3 separate regions of the Mus musculus genome follow, and all the other regions are linked to region 1. Evidence: chromatin loops called from intact Hi-C (ENCODE). Cell type or tissue: left cerebral cortex. All regions are shown on one strand. Region 1 overlaps Tenm4 (teneurin transmembrane protein 4). Region 2 overlaps Tenm4 (teneurin transmembrane protein 4). Region 3 overlaps Tenm4 (teneurin transmembrane protein 4).

The links. Peaks named below come from ENCODE experiments on the same cell type or tissue, not always from the same donor. Only the 100,000 strongest peaks of a DNase experiment are listed, where the experiment ranks them.
Region 2: it touches region 1 in a loop (2.7-fold over the local background); 13 of 42 quality-filtered maps call a loop at or near these places.
Region 3: a loop joins it to region 1, with 4 times the contacts of the local background. A loop is called at or near these places in 2 of 42 quality-filtered maps.

The regions. Positions count from the first base shown.
Region 1 is chr7:96,517,768-96,521,767 of GRCm38, forward strand. The region is part of intron 4 of Tenm4 (teneurin transmembrane protein 4); the gene reads left to right. Among named protein-coding and RNA genes, the nearest start is that of Gm15412, 180 kb to the left of the region's middle. In left cerebral cortex, a CTCF peak has its summit at 1,614 (motif pointing right); DNase peaks (open chromatin) are centred at 1,619 and 3,430; H3K27ac peaks cover 249 bases.
Region 2 is chr7:96,767,997-96,771,996 of GRCm38, forward strand. The region is part of intron 13 of Tenm4 (teneurin transmembrane protein 4); the gene reads left to right. Among named protein-coding and RNA genes, the nearest start is that of Gm15413, 32 kb to the right of the region's middle. In left cerebral cortex, a CTCF peak has its summit at 1,996 (motif pointing right); DNase peaks (open chromatin) are centred at 857 and 2,027; H3K27ac peaks cover 947 bases.
Region 3 is chr7:96,706,468-96,710,467 of GRCm38, forward strand. All of the region lies in intron 10 of Tenm4 (teneurin transmembrane protein 4), which reads left to right. Among named protein-coding and RNA genes, the nearest start is that of Gm15413, 93 kb to the right of the region's middle. In left cerebral cortex, no CTCF peak of the experiment used is centred here; DNase peaks (open chromatin) are centred at 1,816 and 2,688; H3K27ac peaks cover 2,166 bases.

The sequences.
Region 1 (4,000 bases):
GTGTGTCTCTCCCTCCTTCTCTTCCTCCCCCTTTCTTTCTCCTTTCCCTTCTACTTCCCTGTTAGATCTCCTCCACCCCCTCCTCCCAGTAGTACTATATATCAAACCCCAGCCTCCTGCACTGTACACAAATGCTCTATTCTTGAGCTTGGATGCTTACAAGACAACCATTTCTTTAGAGAAACTTACAGTCCTGTTAGAAATGACAGGCAATAAATAGTCAGAGGATTAGTTCCAATCTCTACTACCTGCTAGGAAAAAAATGGTGTAGTTAGTTTGAGAACAACCAGGGAAGGGCGGGGTGGTGATGAAACAGACTTCATCTTTGATGTTGGGGGAGCCGGGGGCACTCGGGCCTCATCTGTGATACCAGAAAGAGGCTCTCAGGTAGAATGTGGGATGCTCTGAGAGTCCTAGGAAGACGGAAAACCAATTCTCAGCCTGGGGTTTGGGGGCGGGCCTTCTACAGCCCTTATGGAGTTCGGCCTCTTGTGTCTCTTCGAAAGTATGTCCTACTAGGACTAGTGGTGATAGATGCCACCAGCCCACCCCCCCCCCCCGACCCAGCTGCCCTAGAAACCATAACAAAGTTACTGGCTTTGAAGCCTCTGGATGCTCAAGTCTTCCCTGTCTCAGGCAGCTCCCCTCTTGCCAGAGTTCTTGTCCTTCTGTGGAGTCCTAGGCTGCCATTTAGCCTTTCCCAGAGAAGCACCGCAGGGCCAGAGATAAGGCTTTGCATGCTCCAGGCCCTGGGTTCAAGCCCCAGTATCACAGAACATAAAGATAAAACAGCTCTCTCCCAGCCACATCCACTTACACTTTGTGACTTGCTTCTTGTCCTGTGTGGATCTAACCCATTCTATCTAGGGAGTGGAGAGAGGCCTCAAGAAAAGGCAAGGAGCACAGGGGCCCCAGGAAAATTTCCTTTCCCCAGTGGGGGAGTAGGGATATTTATGTGCTTCTTTGTCTAGATCTTATCTACTTTTATTTTATGCATGTATGTATATATGCCATGTGTACACAAGTGCCTGCAGAGACCAGAAGAGGGCATTGGAGCCCCTGGAAGTGAAGTTACAAGTAGTGGGGAGCCACTGTGTGGGTTCTGGGAACCAAACCTGGATCCTCTGCAAGAACTTCAAATGCTCTTAACTCCTGAGTCATCTTTCCATTGTCTGCTGGAAACGCTTGTACTAAATACTTCTATTCAGTCACCTACCTTGGGAGGCAGTGGGAGGTGTTTCCCACTAACTAACTATCATCATGTGGACTTCTAAACTGTAGAGGGTCGTTTCTTGTACAGATAGTTTACTGGGCATTTATTATGTGACAGTGTATCCTAGGCACAGGGAATGATGTGGACAAATTTCCTGAGCTAGGAGATACTGTTCAGGGCAGGTCTTGTCCCAGCCCTATATCTGCCTTTGATCCCATGTTTGCCATTATTATATACAATAAAGATTAAAGTGTGGATAATATTAGGTAATAAGTATGGAAGTGCTTGGGAAAGCATCCAGAAACCTGGCTGACTTTCCTTATAAGCCATTCTACAATCCCAGAAAAGGGCTGGAGCATTGGGTAAGCACACCTGTAGTTCTTTCGTCATACCACTAGATGTCAGTGGTGTTCAGGAGGGGAGGAGGACACGTGGTGATGACCTTTTAGCCAGGTTGTGGAGACTGCAAAATAAAGACTTTCTGTATACTAGATGCTGTCCTGAATGCAGTGAATTTCCCATATCATTTGATGCTTACAGAGGCCCCATGATTTGCATATTCCTATCCCTAGTTTACAGTTCTCAAAGAAAGAACTGCTGCTAATGTTAGTCAGTTTTCTATCTGAAGCCACCATACAAAGATTGCCTTAGAAGCAATGTTCAGCCAGACAGTCCTTGGCTGCTGCCGACCCACTGTGAACAGTGTCTCCCCATACACGGGCAGCAAATGACTGCACAGATGTATAAAGACAAAAGCTTCCATGGATGTCTGAGTAGAGTGCAGTGCAGGTGCTCATTAGACAGACAGAAAGGTACAGGCTGACAAAAGCCTGCAGAGGCAGCTGGGCTGTCTACATCTCCTGTTAGAGAGGTTAGAAATCATAAACACTCTTGGTGGGGCTGGGACTTGACATGAGGAATATAAAAAGGTCTCAGTGAGCTTGACTTTAAATGAGCATATAGATAGAGGTACTATATGCCATTCCAACAATGACCAGCATGGCAAGATGTTCCAAGGGCATAGTAGTGGCACTTATATCTTGGGGGTAACCAATACCCATCCAGTTGTACCTAAGGCCTACTCAGTTAGAGGACATTCATGACTGGTACTGTAAATCTAACCAACTCTGCATGGCTGGTAATGTCATAGACCCGAGAGGAAAACAGTACAGACAGTATAGCTTCTAAACTATATTCTAAATGCTTATACCCACAGATAAGTATAGCTCTCAGCCCTTGTCATAGAAGCTTCTTTTTGCCGAAAACATTACAGAAATTCCAAACTGGTCAAAAAGAAAAACTAACTGTGGGGTACCCAGCCCCACTTTATGCATTTACAGTACAACCCCAAACCTAATTCTCAAGAAACATCGCAAAAGTAGAGAAAGAAAAATCACTAAAAACTGAAAGGCCAGGACATCTGATAATGGCAGAGCAGCTGAGCCCATGAAATCCCAAAAATGTGGTTGCTTAAATAAGATCTGCACAACGACACCAGTTTACATGCCAGTGTGAATAGGGGAAATCTCACAAGGCCTGGAAGAAGAGCTATAGGTAACTAATAGCTACTGAGACGAGGAGAATTAGTATTTCCCATAGACTAGGCCAGCCCCCTGGTAGGCGATCCAAACCCAAGTGGTCAGCTTTAAACATGCACATAGCAGTGACTCTAAATGGGCTCAGAAGGATGTATGTATAATATAATAGACATTGGTTTACATTATATAATAATTTTTTAAAAAGGAGTTTGTGAATTTGAGATGGATCTGAGTACACAAGAAGAATTGGAGAAGTAGAGGCTCTCATCTATAAAATTCTCAAAAAATATATTAAATTATAAAAAGAGCTGGAGTCCAGATCTTCCCTAAGCAATGCCTGAAAGTTGCTGAAAGTTAAAGAAAAAGTAGGGGGAAATTCAAGGTCAAAGTTATACAAAGACAGACTGCGTGTAGTAGCTGATGGTAATTCCAGGCCTTTGGGAGCTGGGGAGGTGGCTCAGCTGTTAAGAGCACACACTGGTCTCCCAAAGCACCTGACTTTGATTCTCAACACCTATGTGGGGCAGCTCGCAATTGCCTATAACTGCAGCTCCAGGGGGCTCTGATACCCTCTCTGGCTCCTCAAATACCCTCTCCTGTATCTAGAAATATGCATGCATGGTGAGTGCACACATACACGCACACACACACAAAACTAAAATAAATGATGACGTCATCCTTCCCAAGAGAAGACATGACAAAGGCAAGAAAGACACTGCTACGTTTCTGTCCTCAACACCCATAGACCTTCAGTTCAGACCCTGGACTACGGCAAGGCAGGGAGAATGATGTGAAGAGTGGAACGCACACAGAAGTCCGTAGGGAGGCCTTGCAAAGGACAGAAGAAACAGACTAGGCATGATTCCCACGAAGGAAAATCCAGGAGCCCTCTCTTAAGTTGAGCCCCACCCAAGGGACAGCCCTGGCGATACCTGAAGCAAACCAATGGCTTTGGAAATGGCTGGGCAATGGGGTCACACAAACAGAGGGAGGGAAGGCTCAAGGGGACCTGATGGCAAGATGTCTCTGTGATGTCTGGGGTACCTACTAGCTTTGAGGAAGCAGGTTTGGGCATGGCAGAATAAATGGTTACATTTGTCCCTGTTGAACCATTTACAAGGTCATTTCTACATGTGACATCTTGTTTGAGGTCAGTTAGCAAGGAGCTGAAGGGGCTCTCTATGTTCTTACCTGAAGGATGAGTAAAGCCGACCTTCGTGCTCATTCATTACCATAGGTTTGGGTGCTG
Region 2 (4,000 bases), 250 kb after region 1:
TATGGATGGCTGTAAGCCATCATGTGAGTGCTGAGAACTGAACTCAGGTCCTCGGCCAGAGCATCAAGTAACCTTAACCACTGAGCTCTCTCTCCAGCTCCATATTCATGGGATCTCAGGTCAAGCCCAGGTTGCTAAAGTTCCTTTATATGGAAGAAATTCTATCCACATAAACATTTTATCAAAAGCAAAATATTCTCCAGATGGCTCCCTTCCCTTTCACATTGCCATCTTCAAATTATTTTCTTAAAACTCTGTTTCTTAAAACTATGCCTTCCCCAAAACTAACAGCCCAGGACAAATCCTTGAGAAGCCAGGCTTCTGTTCTGTCAGATTTAGCCGCTGACACTAGACTGTGTCCCAGAAAAAAAAATGTGTTTTCCTCACTTTGGCCACTACGGAGGACTTTTGGCAGGTGAGAAGCAGGTTTGAGGCTTGCAGACTTCGTAAATCAGTCTTGAAAGTGTATGGGAGCCATCTGCAAGTGGATCCTGCTGAGTACAGCTAGTTGTCAGTGTCTATTGGAGGGATACCTGTGCCTTCAGCTGAGAAGGACTGAGCGGAAGCATTTTAGAGCTGGAAGACCATCGAGTGAATGCTTCCAGCGATAGCATCAAGAGTAGGCTGAGACCCTTCTGTGGATTCGATTCCAGGGTAAATACGCAAATGAATAACGTCCGTTTCTAAACTCCAAGGTTCATGGTCAACAACGTTGAGGATATGGTGTTTCCATAGTGATAAGGACTTGGTCTGCTTACGCTGCCAAAAAGTCTTCTCAGAGATTAGGGCTTTAGAATTAGCTCTGGAAGAAGGAACAGAAGTTGCAAACAGGGACAGCTGCTGTGGGAAGAATGATCACAGAGGAGCTAAGAAAAGGAAGGCCCACCACGCCCATGGCCCCCAGCCATTGCAGAGCACAAGGAGACCCAGAAACCAGCCCTCTGCCTCTCTGTGCTGGGCTCCTGCACCAGGGCTGGAGGAGGCGGCCCTCCCACGGTACAGTGTACGGTAGCTTAAAGGGAAAGTCACCTGGCCTTGAACTTTACTCAGACTCTTGGATTTTAAAACAAAATTCAGAATGGAATTCCCTGAGTGACGTTTATTTAGAAATGTATTTAGGAAGCCAGTACTGATGTAAACACCTCGGGACGTGGGCCTTTCCAGGCGAAGAGATGCTCAGAACCCACAAGTCTCACTCACTCACAACCCAGACAGCTCACTTAGCCCTGGAGGGAGGCCACATGTTGGAGTGGTGTCTCTTACTCAAGTTCAGGCAGTTCTAGAATGTTCTCCCCTCCCACTGGCCCCTTTGCTGCCTTCACTGGTGACCCTGCTGTCCCAGAAGCCTGCCTTGCTCAGCCCCTGGCTTCTGCTCTCGGGTGAATCCCTACAAGGCCTAGAGAAGATGCCTCATGGACTAAGGATCAAACTCGGGGCTTCTGTGAGAGCGGTGTGTGCTCTTAGCCTCTGAGCCTCCCTCCAGCCCTGAGGAAGCCCTTTCCATCCATACCTCCCGTTCCTCTTCTGGGTCCCAGGCTATTGCTCAAGCCCTCTCCCCCAGTCGTTGCCCTTGTACATCCCAGAGCACTCTGCGGCATTTATGTTTTGATGCCCTCGCATTCCAACTAATCTCACTATAATTCCTGCTATTTTAGAACAGGAAGCAGTCCCCGGGAGTCACTTGTGCCATCGCCTTCATCATAGAGAGCAGAAAAGCAGGGTTCAGAGAGGGAAAGAAAGTTGGTTTTGGTCATACTGGAAGACTGGAGCCCAATACATGCCCCCTTATCCTCAGGGAGAATGTTTTTTTTCTCTGCCATGCTGCTGACCAAATGACAAGTCACTTGTCACTGTTCAAGTCTGAAATGGCATTGTCACTTTTATAGATGCTTTTATTATTATTATTATTTAGTTGTTCGTTCTGAGAATAATTTAAATAATATATGTGGAGGGTGTGTACATATGAATGCAGTACCTATAGGGGCCAGAAGAGGGCACCAGATCCTCCGGAGCTGCAGGGACAGGCAGTTAGGAGCTTGTGAGTACTAGGAACCAAGCAGTAGCCCTCTGAAACGCTACTTCATGCTCTTCACCACTGAGGCTGAGCCATCTCTTCATCCCCCAGTCTTGGTCTCTTGATGGACTCCTGTGAGCTACGGCAAACTGATTCCTCAGTTCTTTTTGCACTCCCGACTCTAACTCTTCTCCTCTACATTAACTCTTACTCTCCCAGCTCACTCTGCGACCTTGGGAACCGATGCCCATCCTCTAGGTTTCTTTTCTGTTAAGTGAGCACATTGAGCTTAGTGGTGATTTGGAATCCTTTAACCTCTGAAAGTTCTAGAATTCTCTGCCCTTCATTCGTTTCCCTGCCTCTCAGGGCATTGCTTCAGGGCCCTGGCTTCTGCTGTGACGGGAGTTCCTGCAGGCTCTAAAGAGTATGGCATCATGGAAGGATGCTAAGTTTGGAGGCCAAAAGCCTGTGTTCAAATTTTGCCTCTGTAATTAGTAGCTGTGGCCTCCTGCAAATTGTTTTATCTCTCTTGGCTGCGTTTTCTTTCTAATGAAATGGGAACAACCATACTTATACTTGTCAGATATGGTGACATCAGAGAGGTTTATGGAACTCCATGGCCCCAAGCCGGTGTTCTCGGCATAATTGTATCTCTGTCCTGTATCCCACATTATTGACAAATGACGACTTCTGTAAATACTCTATTTAGTAATTAGAGCAACAAACTGCTTAAAATTTTTTTTATTAAAATCTTTCTGAAATCCATTGTGCTTCCTTGACATGTCACGCAGAGTATTTGTCAGAGGGACTCGGGGAGTCAGAGGAAGTTAACAGTCCATCTCCATGGCTGGGCATGGGGCTGAGTGGGGAGAGAAGGAAAGGAATATGTGCCTTTCGGCAGAGCATGGATTTCTCCCGCAGTCAGTGAGGACTATTGAAGAGCTCTTATTAGCAGAGTCACAGCATCAGGTTCACCTCACAGAGATCAATCAGGCTGTCGGGTGAATAAATCAGCGAGTGGAGAATGCTAAACGCTCACCCACAGACTGCCATAGAAGAGCCAGCCGGGGAGGGGGGAGGGGGGAGGGGGAGGAGGAGAAGAAAGGGGGAGGGGAGGCTGGATGGATTCATGGAAAACAGAGCCAGATGAAGGCTCACTTGTGCGCTCATGCGATGGAACTACAGATAACCACCGCTCGCAGGTCATACCGCTTCCTCCCAACTGTGTGTGGCTGCAGCACTGACACATAACAAAGAAGATCCGTTTGAGCCGGGCATGGTGGCGCACGCCTTTAATCCCAGCACTTGGGAGGCAGAGGCAGGCAGATTTCTGAGTTCGAGGCCAGCCTGGTCTACAGAGTGAGTTCCAGGACAGCCAGAGCTACACAGAGAAACCCTGTCTCAAAAAACAAAAAACAAAAAACAAAAAAAAAGAAGAAGAAGAAGATCCGTTTGGTTTATAAATGCTCGGAGACTGACGAGGTGACTCAGTAGATAGAGCGCGTGCCTACCATACACAAAGCCTTGGGTCCCATCCTCAGTACTTCATGGAGTGGGTTGAGGTTATGCACGTCTGTGATCCCAAGATTGAGACAGGAGGATCCAAACTTCAAAGTTATCTTCCATTACACAGCAAATTCAAAGTCACCCTGGACTGCTTGAGTCCTGTCTTAAAAAAAAAGAAAGAAAGAAAGAAAGAAAGAAAGAAAGAAAGAAAGAAAGAAAGAAAGAAAGAAGAAGGAAGGAAGGAAGGAAGGAAGGAAGGAAGAAAGAAAGAAAGAAAGAAAGAAAGAAAGAAAGAAAGAAAGAAAGAAAGAAAGAAAGAAAGAAAGAAAGGGAAAGGAAAGGAAAGGAAAGGAAAGGAAAGGAAAGGAAAGGAAAGGAAAGGAAAGGAAAGGAAAAGAAAAAACAAAAAGTATGTGTGCATGTTTGACCCCGGGCTCTGTAGCATGAAGCCATCTACACTTTCAGCTCTCCCTCTCTTCT
Region 3 (4,000 bases), 190 kb after region 1:
TGACAGATCTATTTGACATTCAGCCTCTGAGGTGGGAACTGTGCTGAGAAACGAGCAGCCAGTGACCTTTACGTTTCAGACATATTTACTGGTATTTTCATGGGAAAATAGAGGAATTGGAGTTAAGACTCCATGGAGACTTGCCTTTGGGCCATCTGCTCCTACTTTCCTCAGAAAGCCTTATATGGCTAAGGTAGACTCTCCACGCCCCAGGGAGGACCTTGTCAGGGTCATGTGACGTCTTCAAAGAGGGAAGTGGAGCTCTCTTGCTGTTTACTTCAGACAGGTAACCATGCAGAGACAGGCAGCCACGCGGATGTGCTCACCCTACTTGACCCCTCTTGTTACTGTTTTCAGATCCTCACTGGTCTCCATTTGGTTACCTTACCTTTCCTTTTCTAGAGAAGTCTGCTTGCAGAGCAACATGGAGACGCAAGCAGCTGATGCTGTGTAGACGATGCTTTATTCTCATAGCACCATGATCATTCTTAGAACATTTTGAGTAGAACAAATATACAACATGCAGTGTAGAAAAATGTCAGTGCCCACTGTCTGTCATTCCCAACATCACTTGCTGTTAGTGCCGAGTCTTCCTCGTGCCCCCTTTTGCCCTAAACACCTCACTTGTATTTTTCCATCAAAATCTCCTAACTCCAGTGGGTTAGGACCCCATTTGCAGATGAAGACCCTGTCTGGGGCCCACAAAGCTTAAGTGACTCACTCACTGTCCCATGATGTCACATTAGGGATGTGAGTCACCCAACCACAGGTATTCTGACACTTTTGAAAATATACTTTGACTCTTTCCAGCTCAGTCTTTCCCCTCATGCTGTAGCTTTCCAATCTCGATATTCTGTTGTATCGGAAAACCAAAACCAAAACCAAAACAAAACACCAAACTTTAAATGTGGTCCTGGCATTGGGCCAAACCCAGTGCTGCTTCTCTCTGAACCTTCATAATGATTCTATGGAATCAGTGTTGTTTTTTTGTTCATGGAGAATCTAAAGCTCATGACAACTTTCCAGGATCCCACTGGTAGTAAATGACCTAGCCACCATTCATCCAAGACTTGGGATCTCTAAGAGCATGTGTGCCTCTAGGTGTGGTGCTGCAGGTCCTAGGCTTGAATGGATCGTTCTGAGCTGATGGATGCCTCCTTCAGGTCCCACCTGTGATCTTTATTCACAGGGTAAGCGTGGCTCTGGTTCTTAGCCTCTTGGAAACCTAGCTTCCCATCTCTGTATTGTTCTTATAGTGGGCACGGATGCCATGATTAGCCCATCTCACAGAAGAGGTAACCATGAGTGACAAATGGCCCTCAAGAGCCTGGCTTCTGAAATTAGACCTGTAGCTTTAAGACCTCAGCTCCTCACCTACAAGCTTTGCCTCTTTAGTTTCTATGTTTGTAAAATGAAGGCCCAAGTGGTTGTATCACAGAGTTGTCATAAAATTCAAGGAAGAAAGTTTATACAGGGTACCTAACCTGCCCTATGCGCACACACACACACACACACACACACACACACACACACACACACACTTGCACTCACTCATGCATACATGCTCATACACGCACACCTATCACAGAGTGGACACCCAGTGGAAGTTGCAGATTGTTAATACTTCTGTTGTGACCCCAAGGCAGAGAGTATCTACATCTTTATCTTTTGAGAGAAAACCTGGTCCAATCCTGTCTTGCTGCAGCCTGCCAGCTTCCCAGCCTGCATTAGTCACTAGAGCAGCCGAGAAAGCAAACAGGGCGTATGTCAGAGCACATTTGTAGGGATGTCTAGTTTTTCCAGGAGAGCAGCCACAAAAGGGAACAGTCATCTAAAATGCCCCCACCCCGTGTCTTTTCTCCAAGTAGGACAAAAGTTAATTTTGCTTCACTGACAGTTAGCTGTATCCACACGAAGCTGACAGCTTCTTTCACTTCTGAACACGGTGTAAAAGGCAGTAGATGAGCTGCAGATTGCAATCTTGAGGATGCTTCAAGCACCTATCTGGCCAGAGAGCCTGGGAAAGAGGGATGGAGAAAGGCTTTCCATTTAAATAAAAGCCCCAGAGCACCCTAGGTTCTTCTGGCTCTTCTATACCAAGTCTAAGCCCACCCTAAAGGGTGGGGTGAGTTCACTGTAATGTCTCTATGCAAGCATGGTGCTCCTCTGGTAGTATAAGCCACTGAGGCTTGTTTCTACCTCTGCATACTAGAGCGAGTAATAGAGTTGCCGCAGCTAGGCTAAGAAGCACAATGGTCAAGGAGACATTGCTTGCTGGTGGCCTTGGAAGAATGCCATTACAGCTCCTTGAACGTCAATTATCTCAGCCTGAGGTTTGATGGATAGAGATGATCCCATTCAGCTCTTTCCCGTGAACAATCCCTTGCCTAGAGGAATTGTACCAGAAAATCCAGAGCCTGTGGTGTCACAAACATGAGCTGTAGCCACCTCTGGGAGGGACAGTCCTACAACCTCAGAAGCCGTGATGGATCTTTTGGTTAATTAGGTCATGTTTTCACCTCTCCCAGAAACTGAGTGAGTTGCAAAAACTAAACAAACCCTGGCTCAAAGTAACAATAGTTTAGTTTGTAAGTGAGAATGTTGCCAAGCTTAATCGCTGTTCTTCAAGAGGCCGTTTGAGCCATTTGAGAGAGCTTTGCTTGGTGGAACATTATTGCGGTTCTGGGTCTGGCAGAGCCTGAGTCACGCAGTTTTGGGCGCCATCTGGAAAGTGTTGGTAGAGCTGCACTTGGGTGATGAGAGTCGTTTGCAGAGAATGTGGCTCCTAAAGATCTGACACCTTACTATTTGTTAGTTACTCTTCTCATCGATATGGCAGAATACCTGACGATAGCAATTGAGGAAGGAAAGGTTGATCCAGGCTCATAATTTAAGAAGGGATACAGTTCATCATGGCACAGAAGGCATAACGACAAAAACATGGGGCAGATGGTTACATCTTCGACATAATCAGAAAGCAGACAGTGAGCAGCAGGAAGTGGGATCAGGCTATGTACCCTCAAGCCCCACCCCCAATGACCCACTTCCTTTAGCAAGGGTCCAACTCTTAAAGGTCCGTAGCCTCTCAAGACAGTGCCACCAGCTGGGGATCAAGTGTTCAAAATAGTTTTGGGAGACATTCCTCATTCAGACTGTGAACTGCCCTTCAGTGAAGCAGCCATGCCACAGGAAGGGACAGTAGACATCTCATCCTAAGAGCTGCAGTACACATTTTCCATGGCCAAGTATCTTGTCCAGAGCCCAGCACAAGGTAGCTGTGCTCACAATGGCTTTATTGAAATTAAGGGCCTTACACAACGCTTAAGTCTGCTATGGGTAGCCTACATAGAAAGGTATAGGCCAAAGCATGGTAACAGAAATGTTCATTTCACCTCCTGGGATTCGGGTACAAATAAGATGGACACGAGAAGACTAGGAAAAGCATTAGGCTTGGAAGCTAGGGTAATCATAGCTCCTCCTCTATTCCTTATCCACATCTGGCAGCCTCCGGTCTCAGGTGTCATTTGTTTCATGAGCACAGGCCTGCTACACTTGGGGCCTGGGTGTTATTAGTGAGCAGCTAGGCTCATTTTTTTTCTCCTTCCTCTTCAAACTCACATCAAGCCTTTTGGACAGAAGCCATAGGTTTAACTTTATAGCCCAAAGAGTGCGGGGCAGGGAGGGGAGGCCTCCAGAGAGCCTGCTCTCTCACAAGGAGGAAGAAGTGATGAAGATACGGGGTCCTACACTGAAGCCTTTCTCTCTAGGATTGATGCTTCACACCCTTCTGTGGGAGTTGCAAACAGCAAGACATCTATGGGTTAGACTCTCTTCAACTGACCTCAGACAAATATCTTCCAGCTCCCCAAAGGAAAGCTTAGAGACTGTCAAGTCAAAAACGCTGTTTTAGACAGCAAGCACTCACTCTGTGTAGTTCCAGAGGACAGAGTCAGGCATGGGGCGTAAAAAATGGTAGGAGCAGCTTAGGAGATGGTCCACT